2 separate regions of the Homo sapiens genome follow, and region 1 is linked to region 2. A link is an interaction called in ENCODE POLR2A ChIA-PET data of the cell type or tissue named here. Cell type or tissue: GM12878. All regions are shown on one strand. Links, peaks and the distances in the headings refer to the core of each region. The heading gives the core; the rest is flanking DNA. Region 1 overlaps RAD50 (RAD50 double strand break repair protein). Region 2 has its middle 13 kb from the start of SOWAHA.

Region 1 (4,000 bases), core at 1-4,000, 170 kb before region 2:
GCAGTGAAAATGGAGAGAAGTGATAGACTTGGGATTTGTTCTGGAGAGAGAGTTGACAGGCCTTGCTTCTGAATTGAGTGTAAGGGAGGGAAAGTAAAATAACCAAAGGTTGCTCCTACATATTTTTGCTTGAACAACAGGATATTGGGAGAACAGGTTGCCATTCCCTAAAATGGGTGGGACTGGGGAGAGAAAATCAGTAGTTCCGTTTTGTACACTTTAAGTTTGAAGTGCCTGTAGATATCTAAGCAGAGCTGTCAAGCAGGCAGTTGGATATATAACCTCGAGCCTAGAGTTCAAGTGAAAGGTGTACACTGGGGAGTCATCAGCATATCCACGGCATTTAACCCATGAGATGAGATCACATGTGGAATGAGCATAGAGAGAGAAGGGAAAGGTCCCACCACTAGTTATGTTTGCAAATCCAGTAAATAAGCAGCTGGTGATGTGGGAAAAGATTTTAAAAGATGTGGTATCTTGAAAACCAAGTGAAGCAAATATATCAAGAATCTAATGCTATTTGGAGTCAAATAAGATAAGGACTAAGAAGTGGCCCTTAAATTTGACAAAATGGAAGTTGTTAATGACTGAGGAGCAGTCAGTGGCACAGTTGGAACTGAAGCCCGGTCAAGTTGGGTGGGGAGAGAATGGGTAGTAAGAAATGGAGACAGCAGCCGGGCACGGTGGCTCACACCTGTAATCCCAGCACTTTGGGAGGCCAGGGCGGGTGGATCACCTGAAGTCAGGAGTTCGAGACCAGCCTGACCAACATGGGGAAACCACGTCTCTACTAAAAATGCAAAAATTAGCTGGGCCTGGTGGTGCCTAGCCTGTAATCCCAGCTACTCAGGAGGCTGAGGCAGGAGAATCGCCTGAACCCGGGAGGCGGAGGTTGCAGTGAGCCAAGATCGTGCCATTGTACTCCAGCCTGGGCAACAAGAGAAAAAAACTGTCTCAGAAAAAAAAAAGAAAAAGAAATGGAGACAGAGAATATAGATAATTCTTATAACAACTTCTCCTGTGACGGGGAGCAAGAAAAATGGGGCAATGGTTAGAGTGGACCAGGGACCAAGTTAAATAGGCAGGTTGGTTTTGTTTTCAATTTTACTTGTAAGTATTTTGCTGCAAGGTCAGCTCTTCTCTTACAGCCCATTGACCTGCAGACCTGGGGTTTCATATGTATTCACTGAATAGAAAAACATACGTAGGAGCTCTCCAGCTATCCCTGCATACCCTGAGAACCAGTGGCAGCAGGAATAAGAATTCCCTTCACTTCCAAGATTAGGCTATAAGAGAAAAAATAAAAAAGAATTCAACAACCCTTGCTCTGCCACTTTCTTGTCAGGCTCTGGGAAAACAGGAATATCTTTCCCTGTCCCTCCTCCAAACTGCTGACAGTCTGTCTGATGGAGACCTTGGTAGGTGCTCCATAGTCTGTTTTTGACCTGGGCCTGGGATAAGAAGGAAGGGCTTTTCAGCAGAGAAAAGTGCCTCAGTCACAGAGGCATGCTGAGCAGAATGAGGACCTATGAGGGAGCTTGGTGGAGCCTGGCGGGGTGGAGAGGTACAGGAGTGCTTTCTAGCAATTTAGGCTTGTTAAGGAACAAAGCCAGGCTGTTTACTGAGTTCTCTTACCTGGTACTCAGATGGATTCTTCTAAATGAAAAGAGGTGATACAAATTTCCCCAAAATTGAGTCTTTGTGGCTTATGCTCGCAAACAGTGGCCTTCTCAAGATTTATACGGTGAGCCCTAAATTTGCCTTCTCACCCAGAAGAAAGTAAGGTACAAAATTTCCCTCATTCTTTCACGTCTTAGAATAAAGCATGCAGTCAGTGTAATTGTTGCGTTCAGCTGTCTATTTAAGGTAACACAGGAAGTCAGCAGTGCATTTTCAAGAAAAGCTGATTACCATCTGTTATTAGTAATCATCTAAAAACATCACTAAGTATAAGCATTGGCAGTGGTCAGAGACACATAGATGAAAAGGGGGAAATTATCCATCATTTGGAATGTATTACCCCATACTAATACAATATACCAATTTAAATGATGTTAGAATATATCACTCAAGATATGGTGTTCTACCCCATGCCCAAAATGTTCTACTCTCATTTTTCCCCAGATGTGGAAGGTTGCATATTAGGTAATACTTTTTTTTTTTTTTTTGAGACAGAGTTTCGCTCTTTTTGCCCAGGCTGGACTCCAATGGTGCGATCTCAGCTCACTGCCATCTCCACCTCCCGGGTTCAAGCAATTCTTCTGCCTCGGCCTCCCAAGTAGCTGGGATTACAGGCGCCTGCCACCACACCCGGCTAATTTTTTGTATTTTTAGTAGAGACGGGGTTTCACCATGTTGGCCAGGATGGTCTTGATCTCTTGACCTTGTGATCCACCTGCCTTGGCCTCCCAAAGTGCTGGGATTACAAGCATGAGCCACGCACCTGGCCAGGTCATGCTTCTTTTAAGACTCATTGTAAACACGTAACCTTTACAGTTTTGCATCCAAGGTAGCCAGCTTTCTGTGAGGCTCTTCAGAGCCTGGGTCCCTGCATTCGAGGGGAGCTTCAGATGAGGGCTTTATTCAGGGCTCACCTTAGAGTCACCATCTCTATCATGACCATGGATGCAGTAAGGTTTCACAGTAGCTCCTGCAACCTCAAGAGGGTAGATTACAAAACCCAAAGATAGCCAGTGGTGTTTCACACCTAAACAAATGTTTATCTTGCCATAGTGATTGAACCATAGGCTGAATTGTAAAAGCTGATGTTTGGGAGTCTAGCTAAAGAAAACTAAGTTAATAGGTTTAAAGAAGCAAGAGCTGGAAGGGTCTTCTCCTGGAAGGTGAGATATTGGTCTGTGGGGTGTCCAAGGGAGAGAATCCAGTCATGGGTTCTTAGCTTCTCTTTCTGGTTGGACCAGTAAAGCCTCTTCCTCATCCCTCTTTTCTGCTCATCACTAGAGACAAAACTAAAAACCATGGCTTCAGTCTGCTAAAAGCCTAGAACAAAACAGAACAACAAAATAAGGCAGGCTGGACAAGCTTGTTAAGACTTTCATGGATTACCAGAAATATAAATGCCATTAAAGCCATCATTTTTCCTCATAAAATGCAATCGATTGTTACTGAAATTTTTAATGAAATCTTTCAGACTCTTAATGAGTATTTAAATATCAGACTAAAGTAATTTATAAATCATTATTTTCTGAGCTCCGAGAGAGTCTCACTTTTTTTTTTTTTTTTTTTTAAGACAGAGTCTGGCTCTGTCACCCAGGCTGGAGTTCATTCTTGCAAACTCGGCTCACTGTAACCTCCACCTCCCAGGTTCAAGCGATCCTCCTGCCTCAGCCTCCCAAATAGCTGGGATTACAGGTGCCCACCACCACACCGGCTAATTTTTGTATTTTTAGTAGAGATAGAGTTTTACCATGTTGGCCAGGGTGGTCTCTAACATCTGACCTCAAGTGATTTACCCACCTTGGCCTCCCAAAGTGCTGGGATTACAGGCGTGAGCCACCTCACCTGGCCTCTCACTTTAAGAGCCAGTTTTCACAAAGAAATCATACTACTTCGCATGAGTTAGTATATGCATTTAACTGAGAGATGTGCATACTCCAGGCAGGTGGTGGAGCTGATACACTAGCCAGATGGCTACTTGACCATAACAGTTTGCAGCCCATGAAATTCAAATCTTTGCCTCACCAGACAGTCATGGACTTTCAAGGTCATTCTGTAAGTTATTTGATGTTAAATGCCTGTAAAGTCCAAGTGATAAAAGCGTGTTAAGTTAATTGGGCCACTATATGTCACTCAATAGCTCCTATAGGGTTCTTGTACAGGATCTCACTCTGTCACCCAGGCTGGAGTGCAGTGCTATGATCACAGCTCACTGCAGCCTTGACTTCCTGGGATCAAGCTATCCTCCCACCTTAGCTTCCCAAAGTGCTGGGATTGCAGGTGTGAGCCACCGCACCCAGCCCAGAGCTGCCTTCTTTCCATG
Region 2 (15,983 bases), core at 6,884-10,883:
TGCTACACCTTCCCCCTAGTTGGCCACCAACTGAAAGCTCAGGACTCCCCCTGGCTCCAGCCCAGATGTCTCTCTTGAGCTCCAGACCCTCATGGGCAGCTTCTTTTCAGGTGATCCACAAATACCCCTCTTACCTTAGAAACTTAACTTGTCCAAACTCAGCTTGTACCTTCTCCTTCTTTTATCTTTCCTATCTTGACAAACAGAAACAGTTTTCCTCTTCTCACAAGACAAAAACTATGGAGTCACTTTTGGATGCTCACTTTCCCTCATCCATCTGTGAAGGGTCACCAACTCCTGATTGTGCTCTTAGAAACATCTCCTGAGCCAGGCTCTCTTCTCTCCCCCACCCCTCCCGGCACTACCCTCATCCAGGACTTTTTCATCTCCTGTGGACTCCAGCAGTACTTCCTCAGAGGTCTCCCTGACATGGATCTCTCCTGTTCATCACCCACATTGCCACCAGGAGCTTCCTAGAAGCTGAGTCGGTCACACATTGACTCCTGGCTGACTACATAGAGCTCCTTCAAATCAGGAGTATAGCCCTGAACAAGGCAGGTGAGATCCTGCCTTCAAGGTGCTGAGAGTCTGCAGAGAGGCACTGAGCAAGTAGCTGCAATAGCTGGAGGCATGGTGATGGGGAAAGTAGAGAATGTGATGGAAGCACACATAAGGAGGGACTTGATCTAGTGGAGGCTCAGAGGAGACCCCTTGAAGAAGGGGCACAGACTGCAGCAGGTGTTAACCAGGCACAAAGTCTGTATGGAATGGGAGGTGGGAAAGGAGAACTATTTCAAGATGAAGGAACAGAATTTGAGAAGGTCCCAATGTAAGAGAAAAGGAGACCCATTCCAGGAAGTGAGAAGAGCTAAGGGTAGAGGATGAGTACTGAGAGACAGGGCCAGGGCCTCCCAGCTCAGGATCATCTCCTGTCTTTCCAAGATGCCATGACAGACATTGCTAGGAAAACTTCTAAAGTATATTCCTTTTTGCAATAGCACAGAAAAGAAGAGAAGAGATCTGAAGATAAAGGATTACAACAGGTTTCTAGGAGATAGAAAGTGGAAAGGTGACTATTCATGGTTAAAGCAGATTGGGTGGAGCTCAGAACCCTCACAGAGGGGCTGTATCCACCCATTCAGACACCCCTCCCTCTGCATGCAGAGACCACAGATGCCATGGAGACCCGGCAGCAGAAGGGGACTGAACAGAAAGAGGTGAATTGACTGCCCACATATTGAATATTCCCCCTTATATCTCCCCAACTAGGAGTAGATCAGGGTTAATGCTCTTTAATTTATTTGTATTTATTTTGAGACAGAATCTCTCTCTGTCGCCCAGGCTGGAGTATAGTGGTGCAATCTCAGCTCACTGCAACCACTGCCTCCCAGGCTCAAGCAATCTTCCCACCTCAGCCTCCAAAGTTGCTAGGATTATAGGTATGGACCACTGTATCCAGCCTGGCCTCACAGTTATTTTTAAGAAACCCACACCTAAACATGCCATGGTGAAATTTCAGAACTGCAAGATAAATAGAAGATCCTAAAAGCTCCCTCAAGTGGAAATAAACAAAACAAAAAAAAGGAGGCCACATGCAAGAAAAACAAAACTCAGAATGGCATTAGACTTCTCATTAGTAACATTGGTTACTTAGAAGAAAATGGAGCAACGGTTTAAAAGTTCCCAGAGAAAACTATTTTCAACCCAGAATTCTACACCAAGCCATCAATTCATAAGGGAGAATAATGAATTGTTCGGACATTTTATTTTATTATTATTATTTTTTTTTTTTTAATTTTTGAGACAATGTCTCACTCTGTCGTCCAGGCTGAGTGCAACGGGGTGATCTCGGCTCACTGCAACCTCTGCCTCCTCGGTTCAAGCGATTCTCCCACCTCAGCCTCCCAACCAGCTGGGACTATAGGCACTCGCCACCACACCCAGCTAATTTTTGTGTTTTTTAGTAGAGATGGGGTTTTACCATGTTGACCAGGCTGGTCTCAAACTCCTGACCTCAGGTGATCCGCCCAGCTTGGTCTCCTAGAGTGTTGGGATTGCAGGTGTGAGCCACCGCGCCCAGCCTCCTCAGACATCTTAAAAGGTATAAAGCTTACCTCATGTTTGAGTGTGAGAGAAAAGAAAAATAAGATCCATGAGGTTAAGTAAAATTCCTTAGTTTTCAATTTGATTTAGAAGTTTTGTAGGAGTTAATGATATATCTTATCTTTAAAGAAATGCATTTCTAGCTCAGTCTACTGAAAAGGCCTAGAAAAATGACGAACCCAGTAACAATGAGAAACAAATGAGAGCAATGACTTTATTCCAGGTCTACAATGGAAAATATAAAAAATAGAAGTGGGACATCTTAAAGTTTCAGATATCAAAGAAGAGTTGAGGCAGGAGGCTTGGAGTCAACTAAAAAATGTTTCCACTGGCAAAAGAAGAGATAAACATTGAGAAAAAATTTTAAAATTCACAGTTTGCCTTTGGAAGAGATAGGGACTCATTATTTTTTAAAATGGTAAATAAAGGGAAAGAATCAAGCATTTATTCTACCTTTCCCATAGGGACCTCAAGATAACTAAATAGTAAATAATGGGAAATTTCTCTCTAACATAGGAATCCTGCAGCTAATAAATGAGTGATAACATAACTAGAACATCACCATGTCATAATCATTAATAAAACAATGGATCTATACAAGGACAATCAATGGCTGCTCACATCATAAAAAAGAGAGAAGTAGACATGATGTGCCTCCTTTTGGGAGCACACAATACTACCTATGAAAGTACCCCCAAAATAACACAACATAATCTGATCAATACTCTAGATTTCATTGTTAACTCACAGGAACTATAGGGAATAAAGGACTATGTCATACGTCACAGCAGGAATGCAATCAGCAAAACCCAGACTCTGGGAAACTTTACAAGACAAAACAAAAAAAAACCCAGTTTCTTTCAACAAATAAACTGCAAGGGAAAAAATGAGATGAAGGAACCATAAATTAAAAGAGACTCAAGAGACATATCGAACAATTGCAACTGGCTCCAATTCACACAAGCAAATGTTTATATATATATCAGGGAAATTTGAACACTGATCAGTTATTTGATGACATTAAGAAATCATTGAGAATTTTTAGGTGTGCTAATGGTATATTTATTATGTTTTTTTATAAGAGTCTTTATCTTTCTGGGACATATACTTAAATATTTTCTGGTGATATGATATCTGGGGGAAAAAATAATCCAGGAGAGGTGAGCAGTGGCTAGGAGTGTGGGTGAAATAAGGTTGGCTGAGAGTTGATAATTATTGGAATGGTGGATAGATATATAAGGGTTCATTATGGTATAGTTTTATCTCCTTTTATAGATGTTTGAAATTCTTTTTTTGTTTTTTTCAAGACAGGGTCTCACTCTGTTGCTCAGGCTGGAGTGCAGTGGTCGATCACAACTCACTTTAGCCTCCATCCCCCAGGCTTAAGCCATCCTTCCATCTCAGCCTCCTGAGTAGCTGGGACCACAGGTGCGTGCCACCATGCCCAGCTAATTTTTAAATTATCTGTAAAGATGAGGTCTCACTATGTTGCCTAGGCTGGTCTCAAACTCCTGGGCTCAGCCAGGCGCAGTGGCTCACACTTGTAATCCCAGCACTTTGGAAGGCCGAGGCAGGCAGATCACTTGAGGTCTGGAGCTCAAGACCAGCCTGACCAACATGGGGAAACCTCATCTCTGCTAAAAATACAAAATTAGCCAGGTGTGTTGGTGCATACCTGTAATCCCAGCTACTCGGGAGGCTGAGGTGGGAGAATTGCTTGAACCTGGGAGGCAGAGGTTGCGGTGAGCCAAGATCATGCCATTGCATTCCAGCCTGGGCAACAAGAGCGAAACTCGGTCTGAAAAATAAAAAATAAAAACTCCTGGGCTCAAGAGATCCTCCTGCCTTGGCCTCCCAAAGTGCTGGGATGTGCCTGGGCTGAAGTTTTCTATAACAAAAAGGTTAAAAAAAATTATTCCCTAAGGACCTTTTCTTAGGAAGTTACTTGATAGCATGCTTTAAAGCTACCAAAGCAAAAGAAAAAGACACATCATTCAGAAACAGTGCATCCAACCCAGGACAGCAGTTATAGGAAATCCCAGGAGGAGAGCTGAGAGCTGTGCAGCAAGTCAAGAGAGCAACCAGGCCAGACTGTCTCCAAGGCTCTTGGAGAGAGGTGAGGAGTTGGGGCAGAGCATTCAACAGAATAGATAGTACAACTGATGGCCTGGCAAATTTATAGAATGCAAAAAAAGAAGAAAGGCAATTAATTGCACTCCCAGAAAAACAAAATAGACAAGAAAGGCCAAACCCAAACATGAAGCAAACCGAAACACAGCACAGAGGTGGTTGGAGTAAACACCAATTTTCTTTTCTTTTCTTTGTTTTTTTTTTAGGTGGAGTCTTGCTCTGTTGCCCAGGCTGGAGTGCAGTGGCGCGATCTCAGCTCACCGCAACCTCAGTCTCCTGGGTCCAAGTGATTCTCCTGCCTCAGCCTCCCAAGTAGCTGGGACTGCAGGCATGCACCACCACACCCTGCTAATTTTTGTATTTTTAGTAGAGAAGGGGTTTCACCATGTTAGCCAGGCTGGTCTCGAACCCTTGACCTCAAGTGATCCACCGCCTTGGCCTCCCAAAGTGCTGGGATTACAGGCATGAGCCACCGTACCCAGCCAACACCATTTTTCATGGTTATTACGAAGTTAACTTTTTTTTCTTTCAGAATCAACTTAGAAAGAACTTACGGAGGATTTTACTATAGCTAAACGAAATGTAAATGTTATTGAACTCCATAATGTATGCCAAGATATAGACAAGGAATGGTTGGGTCACAGAAGGTGGATGGGAGGGTAGGAGCTCTAAAGTTTCCATCTTACAAAATGGTAAGTCAAAAGTTCAAGACTGATGAAGACAGACATTGAGGTTTAAGTATATTTTTTTAAATTTGAGAAGAGACCTGAGGAGGAACCAGGAATCCTCTGGAGAGACAAAGCCAAGCACGATAGCTCATGCATATAATCCCAACACTTTGGGAAGCCAAAGTGGGAAGGTCACTTGAGGCCAGAGAAGACCAGCCTGGAAAACATAGCAAGACAGCATCTCTAAAAAAATTCTAAAAATCAGCCAGGCATCATCATGTGCGCCTCTATCAGCTACTTGGGAGGCTGAGGCAGGGAAGGAACACTTGAGCCCAGGAGTCTGAAGTTGCAGTGAGCCTTGACTGCACCACTGCACTCCAGCCTGGATGACAGAGAGAGACCCTTCTCAAAAAAAAAAAAAAAAAAAAAAGGGGGAGACAAAAACCCTTATTTGTTAGAGTAGGCTATCCAAGGTTGATAAATCAACAAACATCAGTATAAGTATACTATTTGAAGATATGGAGATCATCACCAGGAGTACTAAAACACAGAACTGGCCAAAAGAAGTCCTATGGGGAGGAAGCCTGGAAGTGGGGATCACAGTGTCAGGACACTACCACTTTTCATTCCAAGCTCCTCTGTGCATGCATTGTTTTGATCAGAAGCTATATCATAGAGGGCATTGTGAGCCATTGAAAGTAGCTTACGGAGTTTTACACAGACAGCCAAGTGATATGGTTAAATCTGTTTTCTAAATGGAATGCTCCGGCTGTAAGCAGAAAACAGAGTGTGGAGGCAAGCCAGACTGGGAGCAAGGAGATTGGGTACAACAGGGAGAGGGGAGGGAGGACTGCAGCAGATGTCCAGGCTGAGTTGATTATGGCCTGGCATAAGAATGGAGAGAGCAGGAGGAATTCAGGAGGTACTAAAGAGGGTGAAGAAGAATCATGACAGATGCCCAGGTCTCTGCCAGACCCAGATTGGGTGGGTGATGGTGCCTTTTTTTGAGCTGGGGAACCCTGGGGGAGGGAAAGGAGGGTTAGGGAAGAAGATAACCAGTTCAGCTGGGACATGTTCAGCTTTAGTCATCAAGGATGTGTAAGGCCCTTAATGGTCTGGCACCAACCACCCTCTTCAACCTGTTTCTGCACTCACTCACCCCCAATCCTCATCCCTGGTCTGTTACCCTGTACTTCTCGCTGTTCCACAAACACACTATATGCCTTTGCTTGTGCTCCTCTGCCAGGAATGATTTCCTCCCCCATCTCAGCTTGCAGAGCTCCTGGTCTCAGCTTCAAGGTCATGTCTTCTCAAAGTGCCTTCAGACTCTCCCAAGGAAAAGGGCTCCTTCTCTGGGTGTCCCAGACAGCTAAAAGATACCCCGTCTATCCCTTTTTTTTCTTTTCTTTTTTTTTTCTTTTTTTTTTTTTTTTTTTTGAGGCAGAGTCTTGCTCTGTCACCCAGGCTGGAGTACAGTGATGTGATCTCAGCTCACTGCAACCTCTGCCTCCCAGGTTCAAGTGATTCTACTGCCTCAGCCTCCCAAGTAGCTGGGATTACAGGTGCATACCACCACGCCCAGCTAAGTTTTATATTTTTAATAGAGACGAGGTTTCACCATGTTGGCCAGGCTGGTCTCGAACTCCTGTCCTCAAGTGATCCACCTGCCTCGGCCTCCCAAAGTGCCAGGATTACAGGAGTGAGCCACTGCACCCCCACCAACCCTACTGTCTATCCATGAGCACATCTTCCCGCAGATCTCTGTTTATATATGTATCTTCTCCATCAGGAAATGGTTTTACAGAAAACAAGAGCTGCCACCTATTATCCTTTGTATTTTTAGCTCTGAACTGGAAGTACTAAGGTGTTTCATCTTGTCAACTCTATCAGCTTGGTGATGGCTACCTGGAATGCCACATGGAAGATGATTCCAGAAAGATGCAGGCCATGCAGAGTGGTAGTGGGGTGCCAGAAAGTGCATGGGTGAAGGAGGAGGCAGGGACCAGGAGTTTTTCAAAGGAACTAACAAGAAACACCCCTCCCAAGGGCTGTAAAAAGCGACTGCTGGGCCGGGTGTGGTGGCTCACGCCTGTAATCCCAGAACTCTGGGAGGCTGAGGCAGGTGGATCACCTGAGGTCAGGAGTTCGAGACCAGTCTGACCAACATAGTGAAACCCCCATCTCTACTAAAAACACAAAAAACTAGCCGGACGTGGTGGCATGCACCTGTAGTCCCAGCTACTCAGGAGGCTGAGCCAGGAGAATCGTTTGAACCCGGGAGGCGGAGGTTGCAGTGAACTGAGATCGCACCATTGCATTCCAGCCTGGGCAACAAAAGTGAAACTCTGTCTCAGAAAAAAAAAAAAAAAAAGGTGACTACTGGCCTGTCTTATCACATCAAATACCTTGTAGAATGAGGAGCCTTCCTTGGAGTCAGAATACCTTTATGCTATAGGGAAGTTTTGCTCCTAAAATGTGATCCACACGTCAAGACTCTCCAACATGCAGCCAAAGCCATAGCTTTAGTTGAGACATGCCTGGGCCAGATCTCCTCACAGCCTCAGGTCATCTGAGTTCAAAGGCCTGAGGAATGCCACTCATATTTCAGGATAGAATCTTCCATTCCAGCAAGATTTGAGTAAACCCACCATTTCCTTCTAACCTTCGGTATTTGTTTCCTGTAGCTGCCATAACAAAATACTGCAAACTGGGTAACTTAATACAACAGAAAATTATTCTCTCACAGTTCTGGGGCCAGGAGTCCAACATCAAGGTATCAGCAGGGTCTCGGTCCCTCGGAAGGCTCTGGGGGAGAATCCCTCCTCAATACTTCCAGCTTTACGTGGCTGCAGATGTTCCTGGGCTTTCTTGGCAGCATCACTCCCATCTCTGCCTCCATCTTCATTTGGCCTTCTCCGTTTCTCCCACTGTGTCTTCTCCTCTTTTTTTTTTTTTTTTTTTCTTTTGAAACAGGGTCTCACTCTGTCGCCCAGGCTAGAGTGCAATGGTGCAGTCTCGGCTCACTGCAACCTCCACCTCCCAGGCTCAAGCGATTCTCCTGCCTCAGCCTCCTGAGTAGCTGGGATTACAGGTGTGCGCCACTACCACCCGGCTAATTTTTGTATTCTTAGTAGAGGCGGGGTTCCACCATGTGAGCCAGGCTGGTCTCGAACTCCTGGCCTCAAATAATCTGCCTGCCTCGGCCTCCCAAAGTGCTGGGATTACAGGTGTGAGCCACCGTGCCTGGCCCTCCTCTTCTGTCTCTTATAAGACACTTGTCATTGGATTTAGGGCCTGCCTGGATAATCTAGGATATTCTTATCTCAAGATCCTTAATTTAATTACATCTACAAAGATCTTTTTTCCAAATAAGGTCACATTAACAGGTTCTAAGACATAGACTTATCTTTAGGGGGCTACCATCTAACTCACTACATCTTCTGAATGGAAAATAACAAATAGTACCTAGGATGGGTTAACTTTGAGACATAAACAGTTTCTCTTAATGGAAACAAACAATGGTCTTTACAAATTTAGACTGAATAGTGAAAAACTACCATGAAAAAGCAGCAGCAAAAAAGCCCCATCCTAACGAACAACATTAATGTGATTGTTTTTGTCCTCGCTGTCACAGCCACACAGAAGGCTCTGTGCAGACTGTGGTCTTATTGTCTCTCCCCTGGAAAGTTCCTAAGCCCCAGTATGTTGAGCTTTTAGGACACTAGAACATTGTGACATTTTGCCAAAATTTTCCAGTTAAAAAATAAAGGATTATTTTGCCCAGGAAATTCTATCATCATTGCTAATGAAGACAAAGATTGGAGAAGGAAGAAGAGAGGAAGAAACACAGTGCCATGCATAAATAACCAAGCTGCAGCCTCTAGCCTCTTACCACTAATAAACAAATGCTCAAGAGCTTGTGTTTTAGAGACAGAAACTTATTCTGGGGGAAGCAGAGCCTTTCTTCCTGCTGAGTGCCCCCAGCATAATCTGTGTTTTGTTGTTGTTGCTGTTCCTTGCTCTTGCTCCAGCCATTTTTATCTGGAACTGAAGTCCTGTAGCTGCCATAATAAATTCCTGCAAACCGAGTAGCTTAAAACAACAGAAACTTACTCTGTTACAGTTGTGGAGACCAGAGGTCCCCAATTAAGGTGTCAACAGGGTCCCACTCCCTCTGAGGGCTCTAGGGGAGAAACCTTCCCTGCCTAAAGGTTAGTAGTGGAAATGTTTGTGCTGCTAACTGTGCTACGCTTACTTCCATTCATCAACATCTGGGAAGGTAACAGGTAACCAGAAGTTTACATTCTGAAAACTTCCAGAAAAACATCCCTCTCCACGGCCCCACTTCTAGCTCCTGAAATCATGAGACTCAAACCACTTCAACCTACTGTAACATATCCAAGGTGTTAATTGACTCTCACCCTAGGATGAGAGTCAGGTATGTAGACAGTAACCTCTGATCCCACTTTGAAAAGGAAAAATCCAAGTGATGAGAGTGGCGTTGGTGGTGTAATGGTTATAGTGGTTATAGTGGTGTGCCTAGCTGCCTTCTGATACAATGAGAGTCACTGCCATGTGAAGAATTGTTACTGTTTTGTCATTATCAATAGTTATTGAACATAAGGTACATAGACAGTAACCTGGGACCTCATTCTGAAAAAAAAAAAAAAAAACTCAAAGTGACCACAGTCACTACTATGTGACAAATTCTTGCCATTTAATCATTGTAAATATTTATCAAATATTTAGAGCTATACCCCAACTCATGAGGACATAGACTCTTACTCTTTGGAACTTGGGCCACCCGGGGAATAGGTAGCTGAAAGGAGACCTGCATTCATCCCTGTTTTCATTTAGCATTGCCAATATTTCACTGATGCTTAGTTAGGTAAGTAAAATCAGTACTATCAATGACTTCTTCCCCAGACCACACACCCTCAAAGGTAGAGTTCACCTTCCTGTTTCTTGCTCGTTGTTCAGTATCACAAATTATTCCTCTGAAGGCTGTAAATAAAACTCTCCAATATTTACATAGCTGATGGTCTCAAAGTGGCAAGCAAGCAGATCTTCTGAGAATCTCTAGACCATCTGGCTGCCTACCCACCCTGCCGCCCACCTCATGTCCTGCTCCCTCCACCACACAGACCTAGCTTGACTCCTCCCCGAAACACCTCCCCTCTAGAAAGGAGATTGTCAATCAACACCTGACATTCAGTCTTTTACTACTGCTTACTTCAAATTATTTTAAGCTCTCTGTGAATTAGCTCTTGGAATCATTGAATAGGAAACCCGATAAGCTGATGTTTAAGGATTTTTTCCTACCTTTAACCAAGTTGCTAAATAGAGGGCAAATTAAACATGGTATACTAAGCCTGGTGCAGTGACACATGCCTGTAGTGCCACCTAGTTGAGAGGCTGAGGCCGGAGGATCACTTGAGCCCAGGAGTTCCAAACCCAACCTGGGCAACATAGTAAGATTCCATCTCTAAAGACAAGCAAACATGGTACACTAGTACAACAAGAGTTTAGGGGATAATTGAGTTATTTCTACCTGTCATCTCTAAAGCCAGGACAAGGTTGTTTCAACAAGGAATGTTGTTGGTGGATTTCACATTTCCAGACATTTGGTGCTGTAATCTCCAAGCCCATCTGCATGGGTGATATGGTTTGGCTGTGTCCCCACCCAAATCTCATCTTAAATTGTAGCTCCCAAAATTCCCACGTGTCATGGGAGGCACCCCGTGGGAGGTAATTGAATCATGGGAGTGGGTCTTTCCTGTGCTGTTTTTGTGATTGTGAATTAGTTTCGCAAGATCTGATAGTTTTATACAGGGGTGTTTCCTTGCACAAGTTTCCTCTTGCCTGCCTCCAGGTGAGACGTGCCTTTTACCTTCCACCATGATTGTGAGGCCTCCCTAGCCACGTGGAGCTGTAAGTCCATTAAACTTCTTTTTCTTTATAAATTACCCAGTCTTGGGTATGTGTTTATCAGCAGAGTGATAACAGACTAATACAATGGGAAGCTGCATGGAATACAAGTCTGACCTCTGAGTTGCTAATTCATCCACCTTGACCAAGCAGGGACTCCATTTCATAACTAAAGAAATGGTTAAAACAGCACTTTGATTTCTGTGGGATTGGTGGTGATATCCCTTTTATCATTTTTTATTGCGTCTATTTGATTCTTCTGTCTTGTTTTCTTTATTAGTCTTGCTAGTGGTCTATCAATTTTGTTGATCTTTTCAAAAAACCAACTCCTGGATTCATTGATTTTTTGAAGGGTTTTTTGGGTCTCTATCTTCTTCAATTCTGCTCTGATCTTAGTTATTTCTGCTAGCTTTCGAATTTGTTTGCTCTTGCTTCTCTAGTTCTTCTAATTGTGATGTTAGGGTGTCGATTTTAGATCTTTCCTGCTTTCTCTTGTGGGCATTTAGTGCTATAAACCTCCCTATAAACACTGCTTTAAATGTGTCCCAGAGATTCTGGTACATTGCGTCTTTGTTCTCATTGGTTTCAAAGAATATCTTTATTTCTGCTTTCATTTCATTATTTATCCAGTAGTCATTCAGGAGCAGGTTGTCCAGTTTCCATGTAGTTGTGCGGTTTTGAGTGAATTTCTTAATCCTGAGTTCTAATTTGATTGCACTGTGGTCTGAGAGACAGTTTGTTGCGATTTCTGTTCTTTTACATTTGCTGAGGACCAGAGGTACAAAGAGGAGCTGGTACCAGTCCTTCTGAAACTATTCCAATCAATAGAAAAAGAGGGAATCCTCCCTAACTCATTTTATGAGGCTCAGCATCATCCTGATACCAAAGCCTGGCAGAGACACAACAAAAAAAGAGAATTTTAGACCAATATTCCTGATGAATATCGATGCGAAAAATCCTCAATAAAATACTGGCAAACCAAATCCAGCAGCACATCAAAAAGCTTATCCACCATGATCAAGTCGGCTTCATCCCTGGGATGCAAGGCTGGTTCAACATATGCAAATCAATAAACATAATCCATCACATAAACAGAACCAATGACAAAAACCACATGATTATCTCAACAGATGCAGAAAAGGCCTTCAACAAAATTCAACAGTGCTTCATGCTAAAAACTCTCAATAAACTAGGTATTGATGGAACGTATCTCAAAATAATAAGAGCTGTTTATGACAAACCCACAGCCAATATCATACTGAATGGGCAAAAACTGGAAGCATTCCCTTTGAAAACTGGCACAAGACAGGGATGCCCTCTCTCGCCACTCCTATTCAACATAGTGTTGGAAGTTCTGGCCAGGACCATCAGGCAAGAGAAAGAAATAAAGGCTATTCAATTAGGAAAAGAGGAAGTGAAATTGTCCCTGTTTGCAGATGACATGATTGTATATTTAGAAAACCCTATCATCTCAGCCCAAAATCTCCTTTAACTGGTAAGCAACTTCAGCAGTCTCAGGATACAAAATCAATGTGCAAAAATCACAAGCATTCCTATACACCAATAACAGACAAACAGAGAGCCAAATCATGAGTGAACTCCCATTCACAATTGCTACAAAGAGAATAAAATATCTAGGAATCCAACTTACAAGGGATGTGAAGGACCTCTTCAAGGAGAACTACAAACCACTGCTCAATGAAATAAAGGAGGACACAAAAAAATGGAAGAATATTCCATGCTCATGGATAGGAGAATCAATATTGTGAAAATGGCCATACTGCCCAAGGTAATCTATAGATTCAATGGCATCCCCATCAAGCTACCAATGACTTTCTTCACACAATTAGAAAAAAGTACTTTGAACTTCATATGGAACCAAAAAAGAGCCCACATTGCCAAGACAATCCTAAGCAAAACAAACAAAGCTGGAGGCATCACGCTACCTGACTTCAAACTATACTACAAGGCTACAGTAACCAAAACAGCATGGTACTGGTACCAAAACAGAGATATAGACCAATGGAACAGAACAGAGCCCTCAGAAATAACACCACACATCTACAGCCATCTGATTTTTGACAAACCTGACAAAAACCAGAAATGGGGAAAGGATTCCCTATTTAATAAATGGTGCTGGAAAAACTGGCTAGCCATATGTAGAAAGCTGAAACTGGATCCCTTCCTTACACCTTATACAAAAATTAATTCAAAATGGATTAAAGACTTAAATGTTAGACCTAAAACCATAAAAACCCTAGAAGAAAACCTAGGCAATACCATTCAGGACATAGGCATGGCAAGGACTTCATGACTAAAACACCAAAAGCAATGGCAACAAAAACCAAAATAGACAAATGGGATCTAATTAAACTAAAGAGCTTCTGCATGGCAAAAGAAACTACCATCAGAGTGAACAGGCAACCTACAGAATGGGGAAAATTTTTGCAATCTACCCATCTGATAAAGGGCTAATATCCAGAATCTACAAAGAATTTAATTTACAAGAAAAAAACAACCCCATCAAAAAGTGAGCAAAGGATATGAACAGACACTTCTCAAAAGAAGACATTTATGCAGCCAACAGACACATGAAAAAATGCTCATCATCGCTGGTTATCAGAGAAATGCCAATGAAAACCACAATGAGATACCATCTCACGCCAGTTAGAATGGCGATCATTAAAAAGTCAGGAAACAACAGATGCTGGAGAGTATGTGGAGAAATAGGAACACTTTTACACTGTTGGTGGGAGTGTAAACTAGTTCACCCATTGTGGAAGACAGTGTGGTGATTCCTCAAGGATCTAGAGCTAGAAATACCATTTGACCCAGCCATCCCATTACTGGGTATATACCCAAAGGATTATAAATCATGCTACTATAAAGACACATGCACATGTATGTTTATTGCGACACTATTCACAATAGCAAAGACTTGGAACCAACCCAAATGTCCAACAAGGATAGACTGGATTAAGAAAATGTGGCATATATACACCATGGAATACTATGCAGCCATAAAAAAGGATACGTTCACGTCCTTTGCAGGGACATGGATGAAGCTGGAAACCATCATTCTGAGCAAACTATCACAAGGACGGAAAACCAAATACCACATGTCCTCACTCACAGGTGGAAACTGAACAATGAGAACACTTGGACACAGGGTGGGGAACATCACATACCGGGGCCTGTCAGAGGGTGGGGGACAGGGGGAGGGATAGCATTAGGAGAAATACCTAATGTAAATGACGAGTTAATGAGTGCAGCAAACCAACATGACACATGTATACCTATGTAACAAACCTGCACGTTGTGCACATGTACCCTAGAACTTAAAGTATAAAAAATAAAAATAAAAATAAAAATAAACAGCACTTTGAGCCAGGCACATTGACAGCTGCCTGTCATCTCAGCAACTCGGAAGGCTGAGGCAGGGGATCACTTCAGCCCAGCAGTTCCAGACAAGCCCAGGCAACATAGCAAGACTCTGTCTCAAACAACAACAACAACAACAACAATAAAAGACTAGCATTTTGCAGGCCTCTCAGATTAGGCCCTTCCTAATTCAGACGGTGTCCCACATGAAAGAAAAGCTGACCCCAGGGAACACGTATTCTATTTTATGGAATGAAGTGTTGCCCATTAAAAGAAAAAAAAAAGAAAGAAAGAAAGAAAAAGAAAAACTGACCCCCCAAATGTCCCAGGGGTAGGGGAGCAGGTATACTCTTTTAAATAAAAACTCAGGCCGGGCACGGTGGCTCACGCCTATAATCCCAGCACTTTGGGAGGCCGAGGCAGGCGGATCACGAGGTCAGGAGTTCAAGACCATCCTGTCCAACATGGTGAAACCCCGTCTCTACTAAAATACAAAAAATTAGCCGGGCATGGTAGTACACGCCTGTAGTCCTAACTACTCGGAGGCTGAGGCAGGAGAATCCCTTGAACCCGGGAGGCAGAAGTTGCAGTGAGCCGAGACTGTGCCACTGCACTCCGGCCTGGCAACAGAGCGAGACTCCGTCTCAAAAAAACCACAAACAAAAAACACCTCATACCTGAGAAGGCAAGGGACTGAAAGGGATGATTAAAGATGGGTAGCAAAGGGCACCAACTGCTGGAGATTCATGAAGCCAGGACACAGCTTTCCAAGTCTCCGTGGACCAGGTCTGTGGCTCCCTACTTAGCAACCAAGCAATAGTCTGAGCAATCAGAGAAGCAGCAGCCTGAAAAATGAACTGCAGAGTCAAAAACTCAGTCTACAGCAGAAACACGTGAGCTGACACTTTCACTCAGATTTAGAAATAAAGTTCTTTTGACCTTAGAGAGAAGTGGGCTTAACAAGCTGCAGGCATGAGAGAGGTCCCCTTTGCTTCCCCTGGGCTGGAAGCAAGAACAAAGCACGATTTGTTCCGGAAGTTGACCGCAAAAGCTTGATATCTGGGCAAAGTCCCTTTACAGCCACTGCTGGGCAGCCCATCCCCCTCAAGTCCCTGGAGCTCCTGCCTCCTGGGACCGGAGGAACTCTTCTTTACAGATGAGATGTATTGGTGAGACACCAGGGGGCAGAGGTGGCAGGCTGCGTTGGATAAACGCAATGGAAGGAGCTGATTTGCACTGCCATGGTAGGGGAGAAGACATTTACAAACATTAAGCATCCGCTACAGCTCTTGGTGGGGCCTAGGCATGGGGTTCAGAGGGTAGTGTGGATTGGAATAAGGAATAGAACAGAACAGAATACAGACCAGGCGTGATGGCTCACGCCTATAATCCCAGCACTTTGGGAGGCCGAGGTGGGCAGATCACCTGAGGTCAGGAGTTTGAGACCAGCCTGAACAACATGGTGAAACCCTGTCTCTACTAAAAACACAAAAATACCATTGGCAGGCATCTGTAATCCCAGCTACTCAGGAGGCTGAAGCAGGAGAATCACTTGAACCCAGGAAGCAGAGGTTGCAGTGAGCCAAGATCGTGCCATCGCACTCCAGCCTAGGGGACAAGAGCGAGACTTTGTCTCAAAAATAATAATATAAATGTAATGTAACATAGCATAAGATTATGAAATTATTTTATTTTATATTTAAATATTGTAGCTTTAAAAATTACAGAGGGCCTCTACCCTGATCTGCTTCATATTTAAGATACTGAGATAAG

The links. Peaks named below come from ENCODE experiments on the same cell type or tissue, not always from the same donor. Only the 100,000 strongest peaks of a DNase experiment are listed, where the experiment ranks them.
Region 1: POLR2A ChIA-PET joins it to region 2 with 9 read pairs; 2 of 35 experiments call an interaction of 5 or more read pairs at or near these places.

Annotation. Positions count from the first base shown.
Region 1 is chr5:132,627,892-132,631,891 of GRCh38, forward strand. The region is part of intron 21 of RAD50 (RAD50 double strand break repair protein); the gene reads left to right. It also overlaps a transcript of TH2LCRR not described here. Among named protein-coding and RNA genes, the nearest start is that of TH2LCRR, 26 kb to the right of the region's middle. In GM12878, for the core only: no CTCF peak of the experiment used is centred there; a DNase peak (open chromatin) is centred at 1,853; H3K27ac peaks cover 770 bases.
Region 2 is chr5:132,792,179-132,808,161 of GRCh38, forward strand. No RefSeq gene overlaps it. Among named protein-coding and RNA genes, the nearest start is that of SOWAHA, 13 kb to the right of the region's middle. In GM12878, for the core only: a CTCF peak has its summit at 10,304; no DNase peak of the experiment used is centred there.